6 separate regions of the Homo sapiens genome follow, and regions 1, 2, 4, 5 and 6 are each linked to region 3. Evidence: chromatin loops called from intact Hi-C (ENCODE). Cell type or tissue: dorsolateral prefrontal cortex. All regions are shown on one strand. Region 1 overlaps BTBD16 (BTB domain containing 16). Region 2 overlaps HTRA1 (HtrA serine peptidase 1). Region 3 overlaps DMBT1 (deleted in malignant brain tumors 1). Region 4 has its middle 4.0 kb from the start of C10orf120. Region 5 has its middle 32 kb from the start of PLEKHA1. Region 6 overlaps PLEKHA1 (pleckstrin homology domain containing A1).

Region 1 (5,000 bases), 270 kb after region 3:
ATTTTCTAATATTCTACTAGGATTTTCAGCATAATTTAGTTTTCACTTTTGAAATTTACTCAGAGGTAATAAAATTTTGGTAACTTGGAAATGGGTACCAAGATCCTTTTAAATAGAGTCCTAAAGAGATATGACAACTAAGTGGTCCTAAACAGCACTGAAGAAAGAAAAAATGCTATAAAAGGCAGTATTGGGCAAATGACATTAAAGTATTACATCAATGTAAATTTCTTAAAGTTGATAACTGCACTATAGTTATATTTTTCAAAAATTCTTTTTCTTAGGAAATAAACACTGAAGCATGTGGAGTAAAGGAACTTAATAAACGCAAATTACTCCCTAATATTAATAGTTCAGAAAAAACAAGTGTATATGTAGATACACGTAGAGACGCAGATGATATAGCAAGCAGGGCAGAAATTGAACTCTAGGGTGATTGGCAGTACTGGGTGTAACTATATATTTTATGCATTATTGTGTATATATTCTATGCAAATATTCTTTGCATAGAATATATATTCTATGCATTATTGCATATATTCTATGCATTATATATTGTATATATTCTATGCATTATTCTTGCAACGTTAAATTTGAAATTATTTTCAAATAAAAATGTTTAAGAGACTAACACAAAATAGAAAGTTCTTTTGACTTAGTAACTTCATTTCTAGGAATTTAATGTGGGAAAGAATCTGAGATGAAGACAAATGTTGAAGGATGTTCACCAGTGTGCTATTTATATTGGTAAAACATTAGAAATAACCTAAAAAGCCCGGCATTGGGAAACATCTCCATGAATTTCTGTAAGGGAGAAGGAGCCTGGCAGGGGACAGGCATTTCAGGTAGGAGGATGGGCATGAACCAAGGCCCGGTATGGGGAGGTGTTCATCAGGGAAGTTTCAGGGGGGGCCCCGTGGCTGCACTTATGCTGTGTGAGTTGAAGGAGCCAGGTCACCAGAGGCAAAGGCTGTTGGCTAGAGATGCGATTAGAAGGGGGTCCAGACCAGAAGCAAGACAGTTAGAGGTCACCTTGGTCCAAAATAAGAGACATTGGACCTCCGATCTTGGGCTGGGGCTGCTACCCATGGAGCGAGGCCCATAGCGCTGGACTTGATTTGGAAGTAGAAATGACCTCAGGGTTGGGGTATGGTCAAAGTGGCGTCCAGGACTATCAAGGGTCTAGCTTGATCCGCTAGTCAGATGGTGGAGGAACACTGGGGGCAGGGTTGGGGTGCAGGACAGGGCAGGGGCACCGAGAGATGGCTTTTAATCTTAATTGTCAGAGAGGTCAAGCAGGCGATCAGATACGTGGGTGTAGAGTTATTCAGCAGAGGTGCCAGCGCCGGAGATGTAAGCTGATTTAGGGTGAGAGATTTCATTTTCTAAAATGAATGTGCATTGATGTTGTCAGGATTTTTTCTAAAAATTACTTAGGTAATTAAGTCTTTCATTTTTCGCACCCAGGTGAAAATACCTGAGACAGCAGGTACTCAGAGGGTTCCTACCCACAAGAAGGAGCGAGAAGGGAGCCCTCTCCCCAGCCCCACACACAGCACCCTGAGTTCCAGCCCCAGCCAAGGCTCAGCTGTCCAGGAGGGCAGGAAGCTTAAGGTGGGGGTGCAGCCTCCATCAGAGCACCTCCCTCCCCAGCCTGGCCCCTACTTTCTCCCATCCCCCTCTCAGGGGCCGCACCCTGGGAGCCAGCTCTGACCTGGGGGACTTCAGCACTTTGTGGAGCAGGTCCTGTGGGATTTTGTGGAGGTGGATCTGCGTCCCCCCTAGAGGAACCAAGTTCATTTCCAGCCACTTCTCGCAGCCGGTGGTGAGCTGCTCTTCCTTGTACTAAGACAAAAAAAAGCCAGTTGATGAAGGAAGTCCTGAGCTCTTGGCACCCTCTGCTGGCCTGAGACGACACTACACGTGTGCTCAGAGGGAGAGTCACTGCAGAGGCGCTCAAACCTTTTCTACAAAATACATGAATTACAGCAGATACCTTTTCTAAGTGTTTTCTATGCTCGAGGCGCTGCACTCAGTTGATTTAAATCAATCCTCAGCGAAAACCTATGAGGTGGGTTCACTGTTATCCCTAGGTCACCGGTGGGGAAACTGACGCTCCCAGGTTCCTGCTCTTGCCTGTCGTCACACAACTCGTAAGTGGCAGAGCCGGATGCAAACCCAGGCAACCTGACCATAGGCTTTGCCCACTAGTTCAAGTCAGTGGCTGATCATGGAGGGCCCAAGGGGTGTACCTCGCAGGAGTTCTGAGGCTATGAACACACCCAAAAAGCAGGAATTGAAGGGCAGAGAAAGTGGAAAAGGCGTCTTAGAGCCAGGGACCTTGAGAGAGCTTCAGTACACCTCGAATAGCTTCTGGGCCTGGGGTCCTTCTGCAGCCCAAGCATTGCTGAGAAATGCTGACCAGGATGCAGTTTCCACCACAAGTGGCCTTGGAATTACCAGTGGGGCGAAGGGGAGGACGCGATGATGGGAGAACTGTGGCATGCTGCTTGGTATCCCCCCCCAGGTCACTGGTGGCCATACAGAGAGAGCTGAAGTCAGGAGGCCTGGGCTTTGGACCCAGCTGGTTCCCCTGGGCAGGCTGCTGCCCTCCTTGGCTCTGTTTTCTCCTCTGAGAATGAGGTTGGATTCTATCATTTATTCCTAACCCTGACACACTGATTAGACCCAGGTGAATCTAGACCTCACAACTCCAGCAAGAATGTTCTGGAAGGTCTTCGGCTGTTTCGGTGAGAAAGGCTATGCTGCTTCTTCCCCCATCTAAGATTAAAGTCTTTCTATTTTTTTGGTGTTAAAACATCCTTTAAAAAAATAAAATGATGGTTTAAAAAAAAAAACACACAAATGTGTTCATGTGGCAAAATAAAATATTTGATGACTTCAAATAGATATTCTGGGGGGAAGTAGGCCTGGTGGGTAAAATCCCAGCATCTAGGCTGCTCCTGAAGGCCCCCCCAAGGGGCGATGTGCCCCGTCTGGGTTGTTCTCACCTTGCAGCCGGCCTCGTAGAATTTCTTGATGGTGCTTGGCTTGAGTCTGGCTATCATCACATCCACGCACCTGGAGAGAGAGAACTGCAGTTTCTGGAGGAACCCCACACTGCTTTTGGAGAAGCGGAAAGTCCCAGAGATTCTCATTCAACTCCAGGACAGCAGCAGACTTTTGAACGGAAGGGAGCCTCGCTTTAGGGGTATGGACATTTGGCCAGAGGACAAGACCAACATGGCTTGTTAGAAATAGCTCTGGGCTGGGAGATGAGGCCAGAAATCAAATCCTTCAGGAGAAAACAAAGTAACCCTATAGCAGGGAACAAGGATTATTGCTCAAAGCTGAAGTGCCACCAGGTGCTGAGATGAGGTTTGATTTTAGCCAACATAGCCATCTGGTCATCCCCCTGCCTGAGGACTGTCTTCCTGTACAGACCCTTATGGTGCCACCAGAGGGGCCTCAAGTCCCATTCCTCTCTGTGCACAAATGGAATCAAAGAGCAGCTCTCAGATGAAGGTCTCTGCGAGCTCATGACTAGGACCTGTTGATTTGGCTCACCCACCCATGAAGGATCTATTCATTGAACACATACCGTGTGCTAGGCACCTGGAGAGGTCCTTGGTGTGCAAAGAACAAAACTGATGGGCCAGTGAGGTGACATGTTAAGTCAACTTTCAGACAGATAACCACATTTGGCAGTCATGTTAAGGGTTAAAAAGTTAAAGAACAAGGTGTGATGGGAAGGCAGATGATGGAGACTTCAGCCTAGTGTGGTTAAATCAGAAAAGTGACCAGAAGTCAGAAGAGAGGCACTTAAAACCTGAAAGAGGAGGAAAAAGAACAGGCCAGGCCAGGGATTCAAAGACCAGCATTCCAAGAAGCGGAAACAGCATGTGCAAAGGCCCTGGGGCAGGAGCAGGTGCCACACTTTGAAGGAATGTCAGGGCTGGCACAGCTGCAGTGCCGTTGTTTAACACTGCTCCACACTGTCCCCTCTCTCTCCCTCTTTGACTATTGTAGTTCGTCTGGGCTCAGCTCCAGCATCACCTCCTCTTGGAAGTCTCCCTGATTGCTCCTCTCCACATAATCCCTTAGCTTTGATTTGCATGACTTCCTTCTACCTGGTTCCTTGCCTCCCTCCAAGGAGGGCATGAGCCGAGGTGAATGGAGTGTGGTAGACGTGCTATGTGGCAGGTAGGGTCACAGATGTTTCAGTGACTGAACTTTCACAGCTAATACTAACCTCTCTGCAGCAAAATTGCTTTGAAGTATGTTCACTTCATTGAGCAGGGCACCCGAGAGTAGCCACTGGGATCTCATACGGAAGCACAACCTTAAACTCATTATGACTCAATGGTTGTCCTAAACTCAGTTGATATACACACCGCTCATGGGCAGAGGCTTAAAGGACATCCAGTACCTCTTGCACTTATTCTAAAATGTATCCTTCCATAAGGCCAGACCAGAAGGCAGATGGGGTCTTGTTACCACCAACAACCACATCCCTGGAGAGTAGCTTTTACTGAGTTGCATTTTGGTGTGCCGCTTTTGCCAAAACCAAGAAAAAAACATTATAAGATTTATTATTGCATTTACTCTACAGACATTCTTGAGGACATTGACCATTAGGTTGCTTGGGGTCATCTGCTGAAGACATCCACAGTTTTCATACTAATAGTAGTTGTACTTCTCCCAAGTGAATTGTTTTTTAAACTGTTATCTAGTTTGCATCGAATATCACTGATCAAGTTTCCCTTTTTATCTGCCGCTAGCAAGTTCAGAGCTGAATGTATGGCCTATCTTAGGAAAAAAGTGTGGTTATTAGAGTTAGTATACAATGGTAGCTTCTCCATCTTTTTCTTCCTCCTTAAAAAAAAGAAAATTGGTGTTCTGTGGCTTCATTTCATGTATTCATGGAAGCCACTCAAAGCCTTTACTAGAACAAGGTAAGAAATGATAAGTGAATAAATAATCTGGTCATGGCCAAGGCA
Region 2 (5,000 bases), 100 kb after region 3:
AATCCAGCCCCAAAGCGGAGGCCATCAGGCTTCTGACCACAGTTAGCTCATGGTGCCCGCCACCATCACTTACTCAATGCAGTTATTTTAAGTTCCAATGCAACCCATTTACAGCTCTCTCAGTGGAATGAAGTAACTCAAACACTTGGTTTTTGAGCTTGTTAACTTCCTAATTTTATGAAGCCTTAATATTTTAACTCTTTAGCAAAACCAACAGAGCAATAAAAGAAGGCAGCCGACCAGAGCAGGCAGAGACTCATAAACTGCTCAAAAGACCTCCAAGTTTCCAAGTTTCAGGTGACTAAAAGCTGGAGACTCACAAATGTTTCCACCCACCCTGCCCTAAGATGAAGCTCAGGTCCCTGGCACACTTGTTTTTTAACTGACAAAAGGTGTATTTGAATTGCCAATAGTGAAAATGACTCTCGAGCAAACTGCCCACTTTAACAATGGAAAAATACAACCCCAGGGAAGCAGTGATTGTATTTTCCCCCATTGTATTGAATATAAGTTACCTGTGGGCAGTGACTTTGTTTTATTCAACCCTGTCTCCCCAGAGCTCAGTACAGGGTCAGCACTCAGCTAGCAATGATTGCTTGTTTGAGGTTCCCACGAAAGAGTCACCTAAATAAAGTACATTTTGGCACGGGTGCAGTGGCTCACTCCTGTAATCCCAGCACTTTGGGAGGCCAAAGCGGGCGGATCACAAGGTCAGGAGATGGAGACCATCCTGGCTAACACGGTGAAACCCCGTCTCTACCAAAAAATACAAAAAAATTAGCTGGGCGTGGTGGCGGGTGCCTGTAGTCCCAGCTACTCTGGAGGCTAAGGCAGGAGAATGGCATGAACCCGGGAGGTGGAGCTTGCAGTGAGCCGAGATCGCGCCACTGCACTCCAGCGTAGGCGACAGAACGAGACACTGTCTCAAAAAAAAAAGTAAATTTTACAAACATTCCAGGGCTCCAAGAAGTAAAGCAACCATCTAAGCCCTTGGTTCTTCACCAGGTATGTACATACAGCCTCTGCCTTTAGAGGCTCTGGGGTGAGACCAGGAGCAGGCGATCCTAAAAACCTCCAGGGGTGGAGTTTCTGGGCACCCCTGCAGCTTGCAGACCTCCAAGCTTGTCTGGGCTGCTGCATGGAGTAGGGTGGGCTTTCCTGGAGGATGTACTAGCAGGAGAAATGGATGAGGCTTCTGCTGTTTGGGAAGTCTGTTTCAGGTCTCGTTCCTGGCTTCTTGTCCATGTTTTAGCAGAGGTCCGGAATCCCGGCTGGTCTTTTGGGACATGGGGGAATCTGGAAGGGCTTTCTCTCTTCAAGAGCAGTTTGTCTGGATCTCTGGCTTGGAAACAGCCTTCCTACAGTCCCTCGGCTCTTTTTGCTTTTCTTTAGTGAGGGCTGCACTGACGGCAACTGGAGGCAACCTTGTCTTCAGGCTCCTGAGCCTGCAGAGTGAAGGCTGTGATCTGTCCTGTTCCATCTCTAAGCCACAGCCATCTGGAGCCCTGTTTATTTCAGCTATTAGCTGGGGCTTAGCTGGGGTTGGTTTAAAATCTCTGTTGCTCTGTCAACAGCACAGCATGGTGGTTATGAACGAGGCTCTCCATCCAGTTGTGTGGGACCACCAGTCCTGAGCAAGGTACTTCTCTGTGACTTAGCTGCCCAGCTGTAACCCAGGGAAGACTACAGCACTCACTCATAGGACTGTCCGGAGGATCAAATGAATTAGTATGCACCCGGCATAGAATAAGCACAACATATATGTTAGCCCTCATTATTAGTACCCTATTAGTATTTCAATTCCTTTCTTTTTTGTAATCATCTGACCAGTACAGCTGGAGATGACAGATCTTTGTTCTCTAGCTGAATTGTATACTTTCCCATCCAAACCCTGCCAGTGCATTGACTTCTGAAATAGATGATTTGCCTTCATTTCCAGAGCGGTGAGCAGAGATGTTCTCTGAGGTCTATTCAATAAACAGCTTACAGATGAAAGTGCTTTCCTTTGAATGGTGACATGTTCCTCTATCCAAAGATCTACTGTGACCCAAAGTGCTAGTCACCTCCCTGGGGACCCCTGATCTGATGACATTTCTACCTCTCATCCCCTGGCATGCTCTGCCCCAGACAAAGCCACCTTATAATATTTGAAATCGCAGCACCCGCTCCTGCCTCGAGAGCTCTGTCTCCAGATCCGTGTATGACTTGCTCCAACTCCAGGCCTCTAGTCAAGTGGCACCCCTAGAAAAGGCTCATGTCCATGGCAGCTAAAGTGACTCTCCCGCCAATCTTCCAGCCAGAGCAGGCAGCCAATTCACCTCATTTAACAGTGACGTCAAGTGACCTGCCCGTGGGCACCAGCTGTTGAGTCCTGGAGCCTGGCTTGGACTGAATGAAGTCTGCTGGCTCCCAGGCGCCTGTCCTCGGAAACACCTCCGAAAAGTCAAGGGTGGAGTGTGAGATCCAGAGAGGGGGCGCAGCAAAGCAGTGCCTTCCACTAAGGAAAAACAGAATGGCTGTGTATCGCAAGCACCTCCCGTTTGTCTTCATTCATTCATTTATTCATTCACTAATCCACTCGTACCAAGTACCTCCGATGTGCCAGACAGACAAACATGCAAACGGTGTCAGACACCCTACAGAGCTCAATAAATATTTGCAAAAGAAGGAGGGAGGGATAAGAAAAGCATTGTACCCACTCTGTCTCTCCCTCCTTTCAAAGCCACCATGCTTATCCCTCTGTGGCTGTCCCCTCACTGGTACACCGGGGGCCCGCTGTGAGCCCGATGGCCAATGGGGGACCTGTTTTCCTCCACACAGGGACTCAGCCAACTCCAAAACTTGTTAAGCAACTTGCCTCACTAGCAATAAATTAGGCGGCTCGCATGGTGCCAGCAACTCAGGACCCCGTGCGATGAGACCACAAACAGCGAGACCAGTAACAGCTGGCTTGTTTTGGACAAAAACATGCTTTTTCAATGTTGTCGCCTCACACCCAGATTATTGCAGTAGTCTAAACTCTCCACCCTGGATGCATTCCGCACTCCACTGCTAGGTCAGCCCTACACTACACTAGGCTTTGAGTTGCTCCAGTTCAAGAACATCTGCGCACAGGGCACGGGGCACAGCCAGCCTCTTCAGCCCTGGGACTCTGGGCCACCAGCCTGGCTCACTCCTGCTGCCCTCCCAAAACGTTCCCCAGCCACACTGATCTATTCACCTCCAAACAAGTCTTAGGCTTTGTGTATGCTGTTCCCAGCTCTGAGGGGGATGCACGTCCAGCCCACCAGGAAATTTACAGCACCTGACCCCTCTCCCACACCCTTGGAGTTAAGTGCTGGGCTGACTCCTCTGAATGAGGCTGTCTGGGTTTAAATTCCAGCTGAATGACCTTGGGCAAGTTTTTCAACCTTAGCTCCGCTATCTGTAAAACGGGAATGAGAAGCTGGGTGTGGTGGCATCCGCCTGTAGTCCCAGCCACTTGGGAGGCTGAAGCAGGAGAATCATTGAGCCCAGGGGTCGGAGGCTGCAGTGAGCCATGATCACACCACTACACTCCAGCATGGGCGACAGAGGGAGACCCTGTCTCTTAAGAAAAAAAAAGAGAGAGAGAGGAGCAACTGCCTCCTCGTTTGACCAAATGAGGTCACAGAGGTAACACACCCGGCACACAGACTGGGTGCTCAACAGACGTGTGCTATCATCATGCCCCTTCTCGAGTCTGCAGGATCACTTCTCTCCGGGACAACTCTCTACTGCCTGACTAGGCTGAGTTTCCCGAGGGCTGTGCTCCTGTGTTGGTGAAATACGCAATCTCGAATTTCACCCAGTTCGGCTCTGGCATCTTCCCGTCCACGTAAGCCAAACTATGCTAAGCCCTAGTTGGTCACACCGAACCATATTCCTATAAAGTAAACTCTAGACCAGTCCCTCTGCACTGTGCTCCCCTATGCCCCTCTCCTGGCACTGCCCGTGTTGAGGAGGCAGCACTGGGGTCCGGCAGCAGCGGCACGGCTGCGCCCAAGCGCACTGCCAAGCCCCGCTGTCTGGTTCCTACAACGCGGGGCTGGCCGCTGCTGAACTCGATATTATTTTTCCACATGGCCTCTGCCTGAAGATGAGGAGCATCTCTCCGGAAGGTCCCGCGAGAGAGTTAGACATTGCTCCATTCCACTCCTTCCCCCATCACCACCGTCTCCCCTGCCAGAACAGGTCCTGTGTGCGGCTGTAGGAACAGAGGGGTAGACTTCTTCCTCATCACTAACCCGGTCCCTTCTCCGCCTCTGCAGATTTCGTGATCCAAAGCCCGATTCAGCTTATTCAAAAGGAGCCACTTTCATTTTTGTAGGGCTGGCTCAAAACGAGGAAAGCAAGACAGGCAGCAACGCCGCCGAAACGAGAGCGGTGCCAAACCGTTCCCTGCTCGGGGTAGACTTTTTGGAGAAACTCCGGGGCGGGCCGGCAAACACTGTTCCTTTCCAAAAGAGTTACATACAGTTTTCACTGAGCGGTCCCGTGATCAAAGCAGTGAATTTTAAAGGGGACGGAGGACGTAAATAGAAGAAAAAGCAACCGAAATGACTTCTTGTGGTCCTGAAGCCGCTCTGCGAGGCGCCAATTCCCAGTCCTGAACTTCTCTCCTTCCTTTATGCCCCCATTCCTCTTATTTGTCCTGGGGTCCCCGCGCTGTGTGGTTGCCCTCAGGGCACTCCATGGCCGGTCGCCCGGCGTCTCGAGCCCCAGAGTGCAGGCCGGGCGTACTGGCATCGTCTGGGCGCAGAACCGGCCCCGGGCTGGGCGCGAAGCTCGGTTCCGAGGCAGCCCGCGGAAATCCGCCACCCCGGGGCCCACCTGCCTGTCCCCGAGAGTTGCCCTGGCCACCCCACAACGCTTCGCTGCCCCTCAACCTGCCCACCAGTCCCGCAGAAGCAGGTCCGAGCTGGGATGGAGAGAGTGGGGAGCTGCCCAGGAGCGCGGCGGAGTACCTTGGCCGCAGGCTC
Region 3 (5,000 bases):
GGGATAAGCCTTCATCCCCTTGAACCTGGCCTCCTCCCAGCTGAATCCTCAGTGTCTGCTCTTCCTTTCTCTAGTCCATCCACATTCATTGATTCAATCAGCATCGATGGAGTGCTTACTCTGCACCCATTTCTATACTAAGAGGATTCACTGGTCTCCAGGTGGTTTTCAAGTTTTATCTTTAGAAAGTACAAATATATTCAATTCAATTCCTTGCTCAAAATGCTTCAGTACACTCTCCAGTCCCATCAGGATCAAGTCCAAGAGCAAGCCTCGACCTACTTTTCCAGCCTCCTCTCCTGGGAGGGGCTAATTGAGCCTGCTTCCCACCATGGAGCTGGCCATGCTGGGAAGTCAATAAGCACCATGTTCCTGCCCGACGTGATGCCACTAGACCACCCACTGGGGTAAGCTGTATTGATGGTGTGAGGAAAATAGGTACAGGTCCTGAGGGGTGCAGCCCACCGTCCTGACAGTAGGAGCCAGATCCTGGGTGTGGCTTTTCAATGGTGAGTTTGAGATTATGAGAAACTTGTGGTCACAGAGTGAGAGGCTGGAATGGGATGCAAAGGGAGGGGGCAGGTTGCTTTTCCTCCCAGAGGGAGGAAAGGCCAGCTGGACCATCTTCAGGGTATCCCCAAAGTACATTCTGGACTTCCCATGCTCTGTCCTTCCCCAGTCTCAGGGACATAATCCATGGAGATGCCTGTTCAGACCTGAGGCCTTATTCGGAAGGGCCCCTCTTACGAGCAAAACACCCTACCTTCTATGCCATCTGCAACTCTTCTGGATCAGAGATGAACCTAGAGGTGCAGCAGGGCAATGCGCCCCCTCCTGGTCACCCTGTGAATGGTCCCTCCAGGAGAGTGCTCGGTCTCCCTGCCTCAGCCTCTCCCTTGCTCTGTGTTGGTCAGAAATCTGCCTTTCCCAGGCCATTTCTGGATCTCTCAAGTCATGTCCTGGAAGGGGAGGGACTGACCTCAACAAGGCCAAGGGCCCAGGAGCAGAGTCATCCTAAGTGAACACATGGAAGGCCCTGAAAAATTAAACTTGGGCACAAAGTTCTCTGCACATTCTCACTGGAGAGGCAGGGACATTTAGCCAAAGTCAAAGACCAGGGCAGGGGTAAGAGGAGGCACCCATCCTAGCCTCAAATCTCTGCCCTGCTACTCACCAGACACATGATCTTAGACATAGAAATATTGACAAATTAGCTAACTGTGCCCTGGTTTTCCCATCTGCAAAATGGGTATAATCGTATTACTTACCTCAAAGTGTTCTTGGAAAGATTTCATGATAATAGCACTCACTATGTGCATTAGTTGAGCACTTATTAGGTGCCAGGTGGTATTTTAAGTATTTTTTAAAAATATATCAATTCATTTCATACATGAAAATCATTTTATGCAGGGTATATAACAAGTGCTTGGTAGATGTTAGTTATCTTCAAGATACCTGTCATTATTAGTGAAAAGAAAAGGTAGGCCGGGCGCAGTGGCTCATGCCTGTAACCCCAGCACTTTGGGAGGCCGAGGTGGGTGGATCACGAGGTCAAGAGATCAAGACCATCCTGGCCAACATGGTGAAACCCCATCTCTACTAAAAATACAAAAATTAGCTGGGCGTGGTGGTGCGCACCTGTAGTCCCAGCTACTCTGGAGGCTGAGACAGGAGAATTGCTTGAACCCAGGAGGCGGAGGTTGCAGTGAGCTGAGATTGCACCACTGCACTCCAGTCTGGTGACAGAGCAAGACTCCATCTCAAAAAGAAAAAAGAAAAAGAAAAAAAAAGAAAAGGTACTGACCTTTATTTTCAACTATCTCTCCTCACACCAAACTGAAACTAACCTCATCTGATAAATGACTGAGAGTCAGAGAGCAAGAGGAAGGAGAATGACAGCTGGGATTGGCCGAGTGTGCACTTGAGACATGCCCCAGGTCTTGGCACGCACGTCTCCTGTCCCCCCGGCATTCCTGCATTCGACAAGGCAGGCGTTTGCTCTGTGACCTCAGCTGTGCTCAGCCTCAACTAGCCAACAGTAGCAGAGGAGAACTGGCCAACCCCACCAGGGAAGAGGAGTGAAGAAAAGGTCTTACCGTAGTCTGTAGTCCTTGGGATCCACCCACCTGGAAAGAACACAAATTCGTCTTAGAAACACTGTTTAGAAATGATTTCCTACAAGTCACAGAAATTGGCTTTAGCTTCACCGTACAATCACACCAGAGGGCGCTGTGGCTCAATCTTGGGTTTGTGTGTCCCCGACGTTCTTGCTAAATGAATTCTGCAATAGCGGATTAAAGCAAGTGGATTGGATATGAGGAGCTCAATCATTTTAGATGTAATGAAGCATATGTCTCTTTACTAGGCCCCTAACACTACAGCTTATGGTGACAGGATGTAATCTATGCTTGGAAAGAAGGGCTGGACAAGAGAAGACAGCTTAAGCTCGTTGTCCAGTCTGAAATTTGAGTATAGCTGGCATTGACAACAGCCACTCAGATGACCCCTAAAGAAGAAAATATGTTAATGTCAGATATTCTGTTCCTTCTGACTCATAACCTGAAAACATTTTATTCCATCTTGAAGCAAATGGAAATCTAGAGATCCCTGGATCTTTATATTCAGTGAGGCCAGACAAGGTCCATCGGACTCAACTGTAGCTTTTGAGTTTCTTTTTGAGCAGTTCTAACTATACTCGTGAGTGTTGATATTTAACAACTTTTATATATTTTAGAGGTCTTTCAAAGATCAGAGAGAGTATTTATTCATTTAAAAAAAAGGATAAAACTCATCCTATCTTGTAATCACCATATGGATCCATTAGATCCTTTTATAAATCCAAGATTCATTATTGGCTTCTGATTTTATTTTTCCTATGTCTTGAAGCATTTCACTATTTCATCATCCAAGAAAGTATTGCATCATTATTCATCAATTATTAAATAGTAAGAAAATGATAGAATGGTGAAGTTGCCTAGAAGGAAGATGAACTAGTGAAATAAGTCATAATTCTTCCATGCCCAAAGTATTGTATTATCTTTCAAGAAGATTTTTTTTAAGATTGGAGACACTTTCTTCATAGTCTGTTTTTAGCTTTCATTGAATGCAGTTAAAAATTCAAATTTTTTCATTTTCTACTTGTGATGGCAAAGAGAAGAAAACTGACAAGGGAAGATGTTTCTGCAATAATTAGATGAACCAGAAGAGGAATATAGAGACAAGATATAGCACTCCAGATACTAATAATGGTAGAATTGATTGTACAACAGAAATCTCAGACTATGAGTCTTCAGATGATGATATCCTAGATGAATTTCTCAAATTCAAGAATCCAGGGTCAATGATACAATTCTAAGGACAAAAATAAAATACAGTACTCTTACACACTTCGATAGGGATTTCATCACATGATATTTTGCAACAAGAACTTCAACCATCTTATTTTGCTAAAAAAAAAAAATACATGTGATGGTATTCTTTTGTCTTTTATGATGTTTATATACCAAAATGTATGTGATACAAAAAGGTCTGCTATGTTTAAATTCTTATTAACAATTCCAGCATACTTTCTTTCATTATTCCTTTTCTTTTTACTTCCTGGTAAAAGGAGGATTAAGGCATTTGACAAAATTATCAGATTATTATTTTATTTTTAGAGATAGAGTCTTGCTCTATTGCCCAGGCTAGATTCAAATTCCTGGGTTCAAGCGAGCCTCCTGCCTCCAGCCCTAGAGTAGCTGGAACTACAGGCATGTGTCACCATGCCCGGCTCTTCAGATTCTTTGTAAATGTGGGTCCTGAGAGCAGTGACAGTCACAGTTCAGAGATTTGAATTTCTCTAATGGAACCAACAGGCCAGTGACAGGACTTGCCGTATGTCAGAGAACATCTTCACCTGCCTCAACAGCCTGAATATGAGCTCCATGATGGGCTCCCCCAGCTGCCCTGCTTCATATTGATGGCTTAGGAAGGGGGCCACTGAAACCATGTGGCTATGCATCCCTGAAAATGAAGAAGAAACTCGCAATAGAAACCACAACATTCTTTCAACAGAGATAGCAAACTAGGGAACTCTGTACCAGAACATCCCCACCTCTTTTCTGACATGCCATCCCTGCTCCCACACTCAAGAACGAGCTGATAGATGTGCCTAAGAGAGCCTTCCATTCAAAACTCGGCCATTTAAACACAGTCTACCTGACACCATGCAATTCCCACTGCCAGGTCCCAGGTATCCTGCCTAATCCCATGGCAGTCGAACTCATCCAGCCAGAGCCTTGACAAGGCTCATCCACAGCATGGAACACCACATTGAAGTTGTTCCTGGTTCTGCTGTGTCCACACATTTTGAATAGACCCTTCTGCACATACTGAGACCAATCTGTAGTCTTCCAAGAATCAACCACATAGCTGTAGGTTACTCCAGCTGCCATTGTGGGAATGGTGGTAAATTGCCTGAAGGGAGAAGAATCACTTCTGGAAAATGATTTATTAATTTTTTTTTTTGAGACAGAGTCTCACTCTGTCACCCAGGCTGGAGTGCAGTGGCACAATCTCGGCTCACGGCAACCTCTGCCTCCTGAGTTCAAGTGATTCTCATGCTAACAAACACTGGTACCTTCCTACTAAGTTTACTCCAGGCTTTATCTGGATTTCACCAGTTTTTCATTTTCTGTTGCAGGATCCAATCCAAGAGCTCACATTACTTTTAGGAAGCTGCTTTTGGATAAAACATGAGGAAAATGTCTAGAGTAGTAACACTAAATGGTTCTGAGGCTCTGTCTATGTGCCAGATACTGCATGGGTTGGAACATAACCTCCATTTATAAATGAGTAAACTGAGGGTCACAGAGGATCCACAGCAGGCAAGTGGCAGAGGAGGGGCATTGCTGGGGCTAGCAGTGGGTACCACAGCCTTTCCTGCCCAGCACAAACCTGGGCATACTGAGTTTTTCTCAAGAGTTTGCATGAAGACCAGAGCTGACAGGTGCCTGCCACCT
Region 4 (5,000 bases), 140 kb before region 3:
TTGGATACTATGCTTATTACCTGGGCAATAAAATAATCTGTACACCAAACCCCTGTGACACATAATTTATCCGTATAACAAACCCACACATACCCCCTGAATCTGAAATAAAAGTTGGAAGGAAAAGAATGACATAGGCATTAATGTTAAAAAGAAAAAGAGATAGTAAGCTGGCAAGTAGCGAGAGGCACCCCTCTGCTCACATCCCCCCCCAGAAATAGGGTTGCCTGATAATAACAGGATACCCAATTAAATTTGAATTTTCAATAAAAATGAAAAATTCTTTGTATAAGTAAATGAGACATATCTGAAATTCAAATTTAACAGATGCCCTGTATTTTTATTTGCTACATTTGTCAACTTCATTCAGAGAGCCGGTTGTTAACATTTACTAGCACGCCAGTGACTTCATACCCATGCTGTTGACCATCATACTCTAGTATCTCTTTATTAGGATCATGGCATCAAAACCCATCAGAAAAGTCAACTAATACCTCAGGGTTTTATTCTGTGCCCTCAACTGACCACATTTCTAAAGAGAAAATTCAGGCATCTAGAGACATATTTTTTGGAGCTTTTTTTTTTTTTCTTTGAGACAGAGTCTTGCTCTGTTGCCAGGCTGGAGTGTAGTGGCATGATCTCGGCTCACTGCAACCTCCACCTCCGGGGTTCAAGCGACTCCCTTACCTCAACCTCCCGAGTAGCTGGGACTACAGGTGCCTGCCACCACGCCTGACTAATTTTTTGTATTTTAGTAGAGACGGGGTTTCAACATGTTGGTCAAGATGGTCTCGATCTCCTGTTCTCGTGATCCACCTGCCTCGGCCTACCAAAATGCTGGGATTACAGGCATGAGCCACCGTGCCTGGCCGAGCCTATTGGCTCTTAAAATGTGCATCTATTGGCCTTACCGTGAAGATGAACGCCTACCATATTACCTCTCCAAATTCAAGAACCCAAGCCCTCCTGTACTTCAAAAAAGAATTCCTCATGCCCTTCAGTGGATTTTAATAGCAGCAGAGGCAACCACAGGGGGATTCCCAAGGTCTCCTTTCAGAAAGATAATATGGTGTTGGACAATGATCTCCATTTAATTGGCCAAGGGAGGCTAGAGAAGATCTCTCCTCATGAGCCCTGATGCTGTTTTTCATCTGCTTGGCCCCCACTGGGACAGACTCCATCTCAGAGGGAAAGTGCTTGTTGGTAGGGCCTGCAAAGAACCCAGCAGAAATTCTGGGGGAAAATAAAAGACACATGTGGGCAGGAATGTCAGCATTGTTGACTAGAATCTGAAGTTTGATGAAAATCACCCTTTTAGGGTTTTGACTTCCCCAGTTAATAATCTGCTCCCCTAAGAGAGACAGAAGAAGCAAAGATCAAGCTTATGACACCTCATTGTGGCTGAAACCACTCCCAGAGGGCTAAATGAGAATTGGCCTCTCCTGCTCCTGGGTCTCACTCTTCTGGGTGAACCTCTCAAAAGAGGCTCCTCAAAGAGGCACAGCTGACCCCATTCCTAGGTAATGGTTTGGAACAAGGCTGACTGAGCCAGGTCTCCTCAACCCTTGTGCCGAAAGGAAGGAGACTGAGGAAACTAGGCATCAAAGGACCCTTTCATGCCAAGAAGGGTGAAGGCTCAGCCTGGAAACCGGGACGTCTGAGGCACTTTGCTGTGGAACCCATAGAATTCTGTCCACAGGTGCTCTGCACAGGCTGTCCATTGTCTGATCCTTCACAGGCAGCAGATGAGAACATTGCCCGGGCCAGATTCCTTTCACACTTTACCACGCCTGCCATTCACCCGGGAACTGGCTGAGATGCAGATTGTGACTCAGTAGTTCTGTATGGGGCCTGACAGTCTGCATGTCTTGGGTGATGCTGCTGCTGCCACCGCTGGCCCAGGGACATGCTTTGAGGATCACCTCTTATTGAGTGACCTACACAGAGAGTCACAACTTTGCTTCTCTTGGGAACTTGTTAGAGGTGCAGGTCCTGGCCCAGACCTGCAGAATCAGACTCCGCATTTCCACAAGACCTCCAGGAGATTCACACGCACATTAATGTTTGAGAAGCACTGACCTAGAGGACACTTCCCAGAATGTGGTGTGCCCTGAGCTGGTGGTTTTGTAGAGGAGACTACGATTTTAAAGAGCACAGCTCCTTATACAAGGTGTGGATCTCATGCAATGTTAAGAAGGAGCACCATTTCCACGCTTCAAGGCGGCTACCTGCATAGACTCAGCCTTGGAGAGAGGGAGATGGCCGATGGGTCTTTGGAGAGCCAGCCTCTGCAAGATCCACCAGAGGGAGCCAGAGCCCAGGGATGGCTGCAGGGGCAGCTGCCAGAGGGTGAGGAGTCCCCAGGGTTTTGTGTATGACTTATTCACACACCGTCACACTTTTTGATAGCCATTATAAAAATAAGTTGCAAAATATGCTTAAAAGAAAATAAGGTGGAAAAATAAAGTTAATAAAATGAGGATAAGACGTTAACAAACTTCAAAAGAAAAAAATATCAAAGGTTTTAGAGAGTGACATAGGAGAATATCACTGTGTGAATGTGTGTATGTGTCTCTGGGTGTGTGTATGTGTATGTGTGTGTGTTTATGTGTCTCTGTGTGTATGTGTATGTATGTGTATATGTGTGTGTATATGTGTCTGTGTGTGTGTTTGTGTGTGTGTGTATATGTGTGTATATGTATGTGTATGTGTATGTATGCATTTGTGTATGTGTGTGTGTATCTCTCTGTGTGTATGTGTCTGTGTGTATGTATTTGCATGTGTGTATGTGTATCTATGTGTGTGTATGTGTATGTGTATATGTGTGTGTATAATATGTGAGAGTATCATGAGGTAGGAGATGATTTTTTAAACAAGACATGAAAGCACTAACCATAAAGGGAAAGGCTGATAAATTAGAGTGCAGCTAGTATAAAAATAAGGACTTCCATTCATCAAAAGACACCTTAAAGACAGTAAAAAGGTGAATTGCAGAGTAGGAGTGGGTATATGCAACACATTTAACTGACAAAGGGCCTATATCAAGAACATATAAAGAAATCTAACATATCAATAAGAAAACAAAAACTAGAAAATAGTGAGCAAAAGACTTGAATAGACATTTCACAAAGAATAATCTCAATGGCCAATAGAAAAAGTGTTCAATTTTATTTCTAACCAGAAAAATGTAAATGAAAACCATCCAAGATACCATAACCAATCTACCTGTATCGGCAAGATGAGTATCCACAGGGATTCTCATACACTACTGGTGGGAATGTGAATTGGTAGAGAAAAGCATGCACGTAATCCCAAGGAGACATGTAGAAGAATGCTCCCCAAATCGGAAACCACCCAACTGTAAGCAACAGATGACTGATAAATAAATCATAGCATCATCATGCTAAACAACAATAAAAAGGAATGTACAAGCATATCAGTAAGAGAATTGTAACTTTTTTTTCATAAGAAGGGGCACAAAGCAGACACAAAGGAACACATACTATGTGAATCTGTTAATATAAAGTTCAATAATGGGTAAAATTATGTATAGAAACGAAAAGCCTGATATTTTAAAACTATAATACATTTAAACAAATTATTAAAAACCTATGAACTATAAGTAGGTGTCATGGTTAATTTTATATGCCAACTCGATTAGGCCATGGGGCCCAGGTATTTGGTATGATGTATTATTCTGAATGTTTCTGGGACAGTGTTTTGGGATGAGATTAACATTTAAATCGGTGGAGTTTGAGCAAAGCAAATTGCCTTGCATTGTGTGGATGAGCCTCACAAAGGCCTGAATAGAACAAAAGACTGACTTTTCCTGAGCAAGAAGCAATTCTGCCATCAGATGGCCTTTGGACTTGAACTGAAACACTGACTTCTTCCTGGGCCTCTAGCCTGCCAGCCTACCCTGCAGATTTTGCACTTGCTAGCCTCTGTAATCATGTAAGCTAATTCCCTAAAATAAATAATAGATAATAAATCTCTCTCTCATATGATTAGTATATATGTATATGTGTATATATATTTATATATATGTGTGTATGTGTGTGTGTACAAATATTAATTATAAATATTAAGAATAAATGAAATATGTATAAAAGATAAAGTCTACAAGACAAAGAAATAAAGAAAACATGAAGTAAAAGATGAAAGACAGATGTGAAAGGCAGTTCAAGAGAATTTGAAAATGGACCAGGAGATGAGATTGATGTCTATGAATACAAGTCAGGACAAAACCAGGTAAAAGTCAAGAATAAAACCTAATGTAAAAACAATTGAGGGGAAATATCTGTAAAAGAAAACAAAAGCAAAAAGCCTGGGAATGACAATGAAAGAGAAGGAGAGAAGGAAGTGAGCTAAAAGCAGAAGTTTGTGGAACCAGGTGTGAGAAAAGCAGACTTTCCCACAGTATAGAGCCTCATGGCTGTGGTGACACCCCGCCCAGGTGTATCCTTTCTCACCCTCGTTTTCTCTGAAGTCTGGAGGAGCTGGACCCTGACAATGACACCTTTACCTGTCTGTACCTGCTGTGGCAGGGCAATAACTTTTCCATCTAAATATCTGGAGTTGACCAGGCTGCTGATGCACCATCAGCCCTGGAATATCCCCACAAGCCCATAGCCTGAAGTAACCTTAGTATCACTGTGTATTTCCTTTTGGTCTTTTTTTCCTCTTGCATATTTGTATTTTTACAGCATCCAAATTATACCCTATATAAGTTTTATATTCTGCCTATTTTTGCATCCCATTATGTCATATTACAGAAAATTTTTTAGACTCAATTTTTAATGGGTACACGATATTCCATCAATTGGAGTCCAACAATCCCATCGATTGTTCCACAAATATTTGTTGAATGCATATGATGTGCCAGGTGTTGTATGGCTTGCTCAAGGTCACTTAATTAGCAGTTGAGTGTGGGACACATGGGAAAGTCAATGAATGCACTGCAAAAGGCATTTTCTTCACTGCTCAGAGGCCCTCTGCTG
Region 5 (5,000 bases), 220 kb after region 3:
CCCCTTTTGCAGGTGCACGCCATCGCTCCTGGCTAATTTCCATGTTTTGCCTGTTGTGAATAATACTGCTACGAACATTCGTGTTCACGTTTCTGGGAGGGCATATATTTTCATTTTCTCTGGGGTATGTAACTAGAGGTGAGAATTGCTGGGTCACATGGTACTGTACGTTAATTGTTTGAGGAGCCACCAGTTTTCCAAAGCAGCTGCACCATTTCACCCTCCCACTAGCAGCATATGAGTAGTCGTTTCTCTACATCCTCACCTAAACCTGTTTCAATTCCCACTCCGACTTCAGCTCTCTGTGTAAGCGTTGCTTCCCCTGGGAGGGCTCTCCTTGGGCCTTGATCCCCACACCAGGATCTAGGTCAGCTTTCTTTGCTTTATGCTCTCTGGAAACAGTGCTCCAGGCAACTGTGCTCTTCAGGGCACACAGGCATTCTTTAGTGCATATTCCACTAATAACTGTCTTTCCCCACACACTGTAGGCTCTGAGATGGCGGAGACTGTGTGTTTTGTTCACCTTCACAACCTCACCCGAAGCCTGGCCTGCAGCAGCTCACTGTAAATCTGTGGTGTGAGTAAAGTCAAGGAATGAAAGCACAAAGGTCACATGACTCATTCAAAGTCACAGAGCTCAAAGTCATGAGGAGCAGCCATAGGAGCCCTTTGTCCCACATCTGCCAAGCCCACAGGGCAGCCACTAGCCATTGAGTCCACGGAGCACTTGAAACGCGGCTTGGCCGACTCTGGGCACACCGCCTGTGAGTTAGTGCTCCTCTGCAAGGAGGAGTTAAAAAAAAAAAAAGGAAGAAAGAAACATGGCTAGAGTGACAAAGAGTGAAATTTTAAATTTTATTTCATTTTCATTTATTTAAATTTAAGTGGTTAGCGCAAGTAGAAGGAGCAAGATAAGAATAATATCAATACAGAGCTGAACTCCGCTTCCCCAGCATGGGAACCTTCCTGTTCCACAGCACGACTTTCTCCAGAAAGAAGTCTGAGGTGGCCTCAGGCTGAGCCACAGGCATGGGCACAGCCTGCCACTGAGGCTCCACTCATCGGGGGCCTGGGAAGAGACTGAGAGGCTCGGAACCCTAGAGAGTCTGCAAAGCCAGGAAGCATCCAGTTCTGGTTTCATGTTGGGTGCTGTCGTTACCTTGCTTCTTCTACTTAAGCTTATGGCAATTTAAATTTAAATTAATTAAAATGAAATAAAATTGAAAACTCAGTTTCTCAGTTAGCTCCAACCCCATTTGAAGTGCTCAAAGGCCACGCATGACTAACGGCTACATCGGATACCACATCGGATACCACATCAGATACCACATCGGATGGAGCAGATGTGGGACATTCCCATCATTGCGGAAAGTTCAGTTGGCTGGTGCTGCCCTCAGGGTCTGTCTCACAGAGGTTTCTTCTGTCTCTCTCTCCTCCAGGAGAACCTCCTTCTATACCCGCCAGCTCTCAAGGCCTCAGGGCCCAGAGGCCCAATTCCCCATATCCTACACCTACCCCCGTGTGCAAGCAGGGCCTGGGACTTCTGGTACCCAGGTCATCCCTGGGAAGCTCACTCTTCTCCCCAACAGCATGGCGAACCCCAAACAGTAGCCTAGGCTTACAAGAGCAAGAACAAACTCTCTCCTCCCCGGTATTACAAGATGCTCCAGTCTCCCGGATGCAAAACCCTATAAAGAGGGGCGAGGAAAAACCTTCTCCTACTCTTTCCAATTCATTCCCATTCTGATGAGCCCACGGGAAAATAAGACAGTTCCTTTCCCCAGATCCTCCTCCTTCTGGTTCACAGGCTCAACAACTCACATCTGTTCTTTCGTATTCACAGAATTTGAGAATCTGATGATTGCAGCTGGAAAGACTGCAGAGAGCACCTGGGTCAACCTTTTCATTTTGCATAAAGGGAAATAGGCCCAGAGAAAGAAAAGGGACTGTCCCAAGATCGCACAGCAACCATTTTGACCTTCAACAAGTACTCCCTGACTCCAAGCAATAAGGGTGAAAAAATAAGGAATAAATTGTATAAAGCACGTATTATGTGGTAGGTGCTTTACAAAAAACATCAACTTATTTAATTTTTACCATGAGTTTGATTGCCTATCTCAGATCAGTCTCTGAGGCTCAGAGAGGTTAGATGGCTTGCCTAAGGCCATACAGCTGATAAGGGGCAGCGCTGAGACTCAAACCCAGGTCAGTTGTACTCTAGAACCCGAAAGACTTGGTGTGCACCAAATGAGTCCAGGGCCATCTCCCCCGTTGGAGGGGAGGGGATAGGAGGTGAGCGGCTAGGAGGTGAGCCAGAAGGGCATCAGGAGAAGTGAACGAGGCGTTTCAGACATGGCACATAAGAGGTTTCGTTAACCAGTGCTCATGGCCACTGCTTTGGGCATTGGGACTTTGGGCTTTAAAATTCAAGTTCTCCCTTGAATCTCTACGAATTTCTCCCTTGTAAGAAAAGCTTGTAAAATTATTTTAAGATTTTTTTGTCTCAAGACTAACACTTCTCAAGTTCAGAGATTTTATGATGTGCATACTGTGGATGTTTGGATAAACAGAGCCTCTCCCAGGACGAACAGCTCCACTTTCAACCACAAAGCAAGGGGACTCCCTGCTGTAAAACGAGTTTTTAGGTTGCAAATTTTTGCCACTAAAATTTTTGAGGTGGACCATGCCCCCTAGTGGAAAGGGGTGGACTGTGAATTATGGCTCACCCACAGGAGGGGCCTCATTACTAAGTTCTGTTTATTTCATATTCTAGGAAATCAGTTTTGCTTTGTTTCGAATCAGCCAGTGTGGTGAAATCAATTCACAGGTTTTTTGTTATTGTTTGGATTTTGTTTTGGCACTGGGTAAGGAAGACAATTGGGTGTATGGAGCACAGTAAGAAACCCTGCTGTGGAATTGACACACAGATCAGTTTCTGGATGTGATCCACAGACACCCTGCATCAGCATCCCCCAGGAAGCCTGTTATAGTGCAGATTTCTGAGTGTCTCTCAGACTTCAAAATCAGCCTCTCTCAGCCGGGGCCCAGGATCTGCGCAAGCACAAAGTCCCAGGTAATTCAGATGCATATTCAGTCCTAGAGCCATGAGGCTGGAACACCACCTGTGTACCGTTTCCCTCCATCCCCACCTACAAGGACAGCCCCCCATCCTTCCAGGCCCAGGTACGTGCCACTCTCCCACCCTTGCCCCTGCTCAAGTCCCCATCATAATCGAATGAGATATCATATGAGGCACACCCTGCACACCGCAGCCAGGCGCGTAGCATATGCTCCGTGCGCATTGCTTTTGAACAGATAGGTGTTCAAGAAATACTTGAATGAAACACCCTAAAACATTTCCACTCTTCTCAGTGGGCCATCAGGGGAAATAGAAACAGATAGGCCTGTGGCCAGGCCTGAGCTGGACTCCCAACTCTGCCACACTGAGGAGACTTGGATGAATAAATTTACTTTCTCTGGGCCCAGACTGGAGTGCAGTGGTGCAATCTCAGGTCACTGCAACCTCCACCTTCCTGGTTCAAGCAATCCTCCCACCTCAGCCTCCCAAGTAGCCGGGATCACAGACATGCATCACCAAACCCAGCTAATTTTTGTATTTTTAGTAGAGACAGGGTTTCACCATGTTGGCCAGGCTGGTCTTGAACTCTTAACCTCAGGTGATCCACCCACCTTGGCCTCCCAAAGTACTGAGATTACAGGTGTGAGCCACCATGCCCGGCCTCAGCTTCCTTCTTATCAGACATGGAAAATACACCTACTTCATGGGGTCGGGAGGATTCAGTGAGACGGTGCTTACCAAGCATTTTCCCACCAGAATCATTACTCCACCTTGCTGGGGCTCCATTTCCCCCTTGTACAATTAGGAGGTGGAAATGACATCACAGGGCCCCTCCCTGACACTCCAAGTCCTACTGTCTCTAGTACCTTCCTGTTGCCCAAGAGGAAGGGGAGGCAGCCCAATCCTTCAATCCTTCCCTTTTCCTTTTGGGGCTGCCTTCCTCCTGCCACCCCAGCCCCCCGCAGGTTTTGGGGCTGCCTTCCTCCTGCCCGCCCCAGCCCCTCCCTAACATTCCCCACTCTGCTTTACTGCTCACCTTACAGACACATTTTTGGCATCGCTCCTTGGCAAGTTTCTCCCACTCTTGCAAACTCCTGGCGCATGAGTTTACGTATTTCAAATACCTAACCGTTGTTTCCCCTAGAGACCGGGCAATCATTCATGTTTCAGAGACGCTTCCAAACAACCTCTCCTCTCTTAGACATCTGCAGATTTGCTTGTCAGTGTTTTTAGTTCTTGTCATCCCTGTTATCCTACAGAACTGTGGTAAAATGCCACAAGGTTGCATTTTTTCTTGAGCCAGTAACACCAAGCCCCCAGGCGTCTGCACAGGGACTGGTCCATAAAGAGGCCTTACATACAGTGCTGCCTGCGGGGCTCACAGCCCCTGAGAGGGAGGCAGAGGGGTAAGTTTATGTCCCTTTTAAAGATAAGAAAATGACAGTCATGGAAGGTAAGTGACAAGTGACTTTTCTGATGCCCCGCAATTTGAAGGTGAAACAAATACACCATCTCCTTCCTCCGCAAACACTGTGCTCGCTATGAAAGAAATCATCCTGTTATCCTGTTTAACTTCCCCCGCATTCCCTGCTTTTTTTTTTTCTTTTTTTTTTTTTTTTAATTGAGACAGGGTTTTGCTCTGTTGCCCAGGCTGGAGTGCAGTGGCACAACCGCAGCTCACTGCAGCCTCAACTGCCTGGGCTCAAATGATCCTCCCACCCCAGCCTCTCAAGTAGCTGGGACTACAGCTGCCCACCACCATGCCCGGCTGAGTTTTATATCTTTTGTAGAGATGGGGTTTCACCATGTTGCCCAAGCTGGTCTTGAACTCCTGGGCTCGAGGGATCCACCCACCTCAGCATCCCAAAGTGTTGGGATTACAGGCATGAGCCACTACACCCTGCCATCCTGTTTAGCTCTC
Region 6 (5,000 bases), 130 kb after region 3:
GAAAACCTTGTCATTACCCTTAATTCTTCACTTCCTTTCACTTGCCATATCTGATTCATCGGAAAATCTTCCACCTTCAAACTAGACAGGCAAAAAGCAAATGGGAAGAAAAAATGGCATGAGTGACAATACGAACCAAGACCGTGAGCATGACGTATGTAGAAGTCAAAAAGAAACAGACGCCATTGGGACCAAAGGCCCTATTTGGAAATAATAATAAATGTTTCCACAGGGAATAGGTTACATTCATAACATGAAGATAAGGTACCAAAGACAGGCAAAAAAAAAAAAAAAAAAAAGGCTGATGTAAGTTCCTGACCATGGAAAGTTCTCCACAGCCCCTCCTTTCCTCCCCACTAAAGAAAACGTGCATTAGAGGTATACATACCACAGTTCGGGAGGGAAAGAGGCAATGGAGCCTTAAGAGAACAATGTAAACTTTCTCCATCACTTAGGACCCCTGAATCAACATTTAGAAATTTATAAAGTCACATGGCTTTTACTTAGAAGTACCTTTTTCTCTCATGGGACCCCCCAAAGGCCCTCTCCATCACAACACTTATCTTACCCACACCATCACCCATGGGCCATCTCAGTCTCTGATGCGTAGTTTTCCATGCTAGATTTTATCACATATTACTTTATATTTTCTTTCGGCAGATTCCTCGTGGACATCTTTGTCGTCTTCTTAGGTCTCCTGTGTGCTGCATGTCGTACACTGAAGACACCAATTGACCCAACTCCATCAGGTCAAAGCTTCTCCACATGGAAAAAACCTGTTAGCCTATACCAAGTGATTATCTTTATAACCAGGCCCTATAGCTGTTTCCAAAGCAAGAATCCAGCATCTTAAAGCTATTTCAATCTGTTACTTACTATTTATTCTGGTAACCTTATTTATCAAATGTCAGGGCTTGAAATCTTTCAGGGAAGTTGTAATTTGATACGTACCTATGATTGATTCTCAAATGTTAAATTTAAAGGTATGTATAAATAATATGTCATTTGAAATAGTATGGTTCTAGAAATGTTGAAAACAGACTGAATTCAACTCATTTAGTAATCTGGAAGTACTATTTTAAAAGAGAAGTTTTCAAGACTTCTACTGAGACAGTAGAAGTAGTGTGTTAAGAGCCCAAACTTTGGTATCAGAAAGATACATTTCAAGCCTAATCTGACTCTGGACAAGTGGCTAAGTCTGCTTCCAAACCTGCAGAATAGGAGATGGATGTGACTATAAAAAGAACAACAAAGAGGGGCCTTTGTGATGATGGAACTGTTCTGCATCTTGACTGTATCAGTGTCAGTATCTTGGTTATAATATTGTATTAGTTTTTCAAGATGCTGTTGGGGGGAAACTGAGTAAAGGGTACACAATATCTTTTTCTTTTCTTTTTTTTTTTTTGAGATGGTGTCTCATTATTCTGCCCAGGCTGATCTCAAACCCCTAAGCTCAAGTGTTCCAATTGCCTCAGCTTCCTGAATAGCTGGGACTACAGGCGTGTGGGTCTACATTATTTCTTACAGAAACAGAAATTGACAGGTAGGACATAATTAAAAAACCAAAACTTCATTTTCTAAACCCAGGTAAGTTCTTGGAAATAATTAAAGCTCTTTCCAAATAGGACCAAATACTAAATATTCCCCATTTTGAAAGTTTGGAAAGTTTTATTTCTTACAACTATATGTGAACCTACAATCATCTCTAAATAAAAAATTTATAATTTGTAAATGTTAGTTTGAATTTTATATTAATTTCAAAACTATCCTAGGCAATCACATATCTTATCTAATTTTCTACGATGGAGGCAATAAACAGACTCCAAATTTCCAAATTTTAAATTTAGCAATGATATAACCAGAAGGTGGCGCTATTACCACATGAATATACCACAGTAAGGCACTATTAAATGTATCAAAAAATACAGATTTCATCAATCAAAACTGTAAATGCTAGCCTCAATTCAGCCATATTTTCAACATGTGTCTTACTTGAGGTTTAAAACATACAATTTAATCATTTAAAAAATAGATAACATACACAAATCCTATATGGACTAAACTTCTGAACACTGAGATCTGGTATTAAGCTGTCATATCTTTGCATTTTTGATACAAATATTTCTTGCCTCACCAACTGTTAACAGAACTTTTGATAAAGGTACAAGCACCACTTACAGAAAATTCCTGAACTGCAACTAGAAGTGAAAGAAAAGCTAAGAAAGGGATTTCCTTTTTGTTAAAGCAAAAATGTTTACAGCTTTCCCTTCTTATTTTGGGTTTAGGATAAAAACATTAAAAATACTTTTCCCAAATGTCCAACAATGATCGACTGGATTAAGAAAATGTGGCACATATACACCATGGAATACTATGCAGCCATAAAAAATGATGAGTTCATGTCCTTTGTAGGGACATGGATGAAATTGGAAATCATCATTCTCAGTAAACTATCGCAAGGACAAAAAACCAAACACCGCATGTTCTCACTCATAGATGGGAATTGAACAATGAGAACACATGGACACAGGAAGGGGAACATCACACTCTGGGGACTGTTGGGGGGTGGGGGGAGGGGGGAGGGATAGCATTAGGAGATATACCTAATGCTAAATGACGAGTTAATGGGTGCAGCACACCAGCATGGCACATGTATACATATGTAACTAACCTGCACATTGTGCACATGTACCCTAAAACTTAAATAATAAAAAAAATACTTTTCAAAGGAAAAAAAGTTGCATCAGTTAATAATAATAATTACCAAGACAGATGTAGCTTTTATCCAATTCCATTTTATATAATGTAGAAAATGAAGTTCCGAAACACACACACTTGCCTAAAGTCACATACGGCAGAACTAGAGTTGAAGACAGGCGCCAGGATGCCGGGTCTAAGACAGCCATTATATTCAGACCAATGAGACACTAGGCAAGAAGAAACTTTTATTACAAAAGGCAGTATTTTTCCTTGAACCATGTATTGTTAGCCTAATTCTACTAGTCAAATTAGTTTAGATCTTTTCAAAAATGGACAAAATGTGTCCAGGAATAAGCTTTAAATAAAAATTATGTATCCAGAAAACACAGCTACATATTTGGAGCAGCATCAACAAGACCATAGCAGCAGTGGACAAACACCATGGTAACAATCAGGTGTCCAAGACCCAATGGGAAAGAAAGGAACACCGGAACATCAGTCACTTTCAAGGAAGCAGGCTCCTGGACAAGTATGACTGAAATTGTTACCCAGGCTATTATCACCTCCCATGGCTGGCGTGAACAAGAAAACATGGCTTACACACGCAATGGCACTTTTGGTAAGAAAATAATATTTCAGAAAAATAGGTAGGACATACTAAAAAAATTAAAGCTTCATTTGCTAAACCTAGATAAGTTCTTGGAAATAATTAAAAGCCCTTCCTAAATAGAACCAAATACTAAATGCTCTCCTTTTTGAAAGTGCTGAACATGCTGCAATAAAGGGGTATCAAACATAAACATATCCATCGTCTAACAGAACTACAGAAAACCTAACAGGTGAAACGCAGACACAAACCTCAAGGTCCTTGCATTCTAGGACAATGTATTCCATCCATTTGTAGCAGCAGCATATTAGAACACACACAGGAAGTACGTGAGCTGCTGTTGCATGGCTAGACATTCACAAGTCACTTGATTCAACAGAGATCTGAAGGTCTAAGATGAAGAAAGCCATTTCACACAACAAATGGCCTTCAGAAAAAGACTGAGAAAAAAAAAAAGAACACTAAGCCTATGTGTTTTGGAGAGGAGGTGCGGAATGCCATAGGTTATTAGGAAGCAACCTGGTATATTTGGCTGGATTACTCTAGCTACACCCTGGGCACAGATCCTAATGATGCTCCCAAGTACAGTGAGAAGCCAACAGTTACAGCTTCGTTGCTAACGTGCCCCATGGGCCAGGCAAATCCTCCTCCTTTCTGGGGTCTCAATTTATCTCAGTTAGCATTGATGGTGGGGGCTTGGCCTAGCTGATCTTTAAGTCGTCATTCAGCTTTTCAGGAAAAGGCAACAGATGAAGATGTCTACTTTGATACCTACTCTGCACAATGACAGGAATAGGGTAGTCCAGGAGAGCCCCAACAGGACATGAATAGGTGAGCAGACATACTGGTTCAAAGTCATTCCCGGCTGAATTTCAGAGAACAAGGTATGAACATGCCAGGGAAAAGCAGCAGGATCTGACAATGGATTAGACACAACAAGCAAAAGAAGGTATCTCGAATCATTGAAGGCAAGTTGCTTTAAGGAAAGAATATTCCAGAAATTCAAAAGTACAATTTATCTAACAAATAGGTATACACTTTTCTCTAATGTGGGAAGTTCACACATTCTACAGTAATGCCTTGTCCTCACTGGAGAAGTATTTAAGCTTTACCAAGTGCACCAAGCACTGCACTAGGCCCTGTATATGGTGTTCACCGCAACAGACGTGGAATATTTATCACCAATAGGGAACGTTTGCAAGGAGCAGCCTCTAACACCCGACATAGTTTTTTGAGTGCATCTCAACTGCCCACCCGGAGATTAAGATGCCCTCTGCTTTCCGCCTTACATCATGCCGTCTAAATAATCATGGAGCACTGTGAGCAGCCCAGATGATCCACACGATGCTCTGAGGCTAACATATGATAATTCTGCTTTTGAGAACATGTTTTTTAATTAAGAAAAATAAGCAAGTTCTTTCCCCTATCAAAAAAAAATCATTTTTCCTTCTATAATTTCACATGCAGGGATGCATTAAGAATTCACAGATCTGAAGTTTCTTATTCTTGCAAAGATGACCAAATAATTACTCTGTCCTTAAATATGTAAACTGAAGTCAATTAACCAAACACACCCCTAATCATTGTATTTACTTCATCACACAAGGGCTGAACCAAACAAAATGAGAAATAAGTCAGAATAAACTCTGTGCAGTTTATTCTCATTACAGTGTTCAACCAGTTTGACATATAA

What was found. Hi-C counts contacts between places; a loop is a spot of excess contacts. Peaks named below come from ENCODE experiments on the same cell type or tissue, not always from the same donor. Only the 100,000 strongest peaks of a DNase experiment are listed, where the experiment ranks them.
Region 1: it touches region 3 in a loop (7-fold over the local background); 100 of 110 quality-filtered maps call a loop at or near these places.
Region 2: a loop joins it to region 3, with 4 times the contacts of the local background. A loop is called at or near these places in 34 of 110 quality-filtered maps.
Region 4: it touches region 3 in a loop (5-fold over the local background); 49 of 110 quality-filtered maps call a loop at or near these places.
Region 5: a loop joins it to region 3, with 5 times the contacts of the local background. A loop is called at or near these places in 69 of 110 quality-filtered maps.
Region 6: it touches region 3 in a loop (5-fold over the local background); 79 of 110 quality-filtered maps call a loop at or near these places.

The regions. Positions count from the first base shown.
Region 1 is chr10:122,295,849-122,300,848 of GRCh38, reverse strand. BTBD16 (BTB domain containing 16) reads right to left here. Exons shown (of 16, transcript NM_144587.5): 8 at 3,012-3,081; 9 at 1,715-1,845. Among named protein-coding and RNA genes, the nearest start is that of BTBD16, 27 kb to the right of the region's middle. In dorsolateral prefrontal cortex, CTCF peaks have their summits at 1,691 and 1,901 (motif pointing left); DNase peaks (open chromatin) are centred at 1,218 and 1,898; H3K4me3 peaks cover 827 bases; H3K27ac peaks cover 2,429 bases.
Region 2 is chr10:122,462,110-122,467,109 of GRCh38, reverse strand. It overlaps HTRA1 (HtrA serine peptidase 1), which reads right to left. Exons shown (of 9, transcript NM_002775.5): 1 at 4,986-5,000. Among named protein-coding and RNA genes, the nearest start is that of HTRA1, 3.1 kb to the right of the region's middle. In dorsolateral prefrontal cortex, no CTCF peak of the experiment used is centred here; DNase peaks (open chromatin) are centred at 29, 2,329, 3,109, 4,399 and 2 weaker places; H3K4me3 peaks cover 4,691 bases; H3K27ac peaks cover 5,000 bases.
Region 3 is chr10:122,563,093-122,568,092 of GRCh38, reverse strand. It overlaps DMBT1 (deleted in malignant brain tumors 1), which reads right to left. Exons shown (of 56, transcript NM_001377530.1): 2 at 2,097-2,126. Among named protein-coding and RNA genes, the nearest start is that of DMBT1, 4.8 kb to the right of the region's middle. In dorsolateral prefrontal cortex, CTCF peaks have their summits at 855 (motif pointing left), 2,014 and 2,226 (motif pointing right); a DNase peak (open chromatin) is centred at 2,222; H3K4me3 peaks cover 1,054 bases.
Region 4 is chr10:122,701,328-122,706,327 of GRCh38, reverse strand. No RefSeq gene overlaps it. Among named protein-coding and RNA genes, the nearest start is that of C10orf120, 4.0 kb to the right of the region's middle. In dorsolateral prefrontal cortex, a CTCF peak has its summit at 2,307 (motif pointing right); DNase peaks (open chromatin) are centred at 2,287 and 3,862; H3K27ac peaks cover 1,009 bases.
Region 5 is chr10:122,340,515-122,345,514 of GRCh38, reverse strand. No RefSeq gene overlaps it. Among named protein-coding and RNA genes, the nearest start is that of PLEKHA1, 32 kb to the left of the region's middle. In dorsolateral prefrontal cortex, CTCF peaks have their summits at 2,469 and 2,677 (motif pointing left); DNase peaks (open chromatin) are centred at 704 and 2,664; H3K27ac peaks cover 4,876 bases.
Region 6 is chr10:122,432,293-122,437,292 of GRCh38, reverse strand. It overlaps PLEKHA1 (pleckstrin homology domain containing A1), which reads right to left. Exons shown (of 12, transcript NM_001001974.4): 12 at 4,948-5,000. Among named protein-coding and RNA genes, the nearest start is that of MIR3941, 18 kb to the right of the region's middle. In dorsolateral prefrontal cortex, CTCF peaks have their summits at 1,675 and 1,875 (motif pointing right); no DNase peak of the experiment used is centred here; H3K27ac peaks cover 2,704 bases.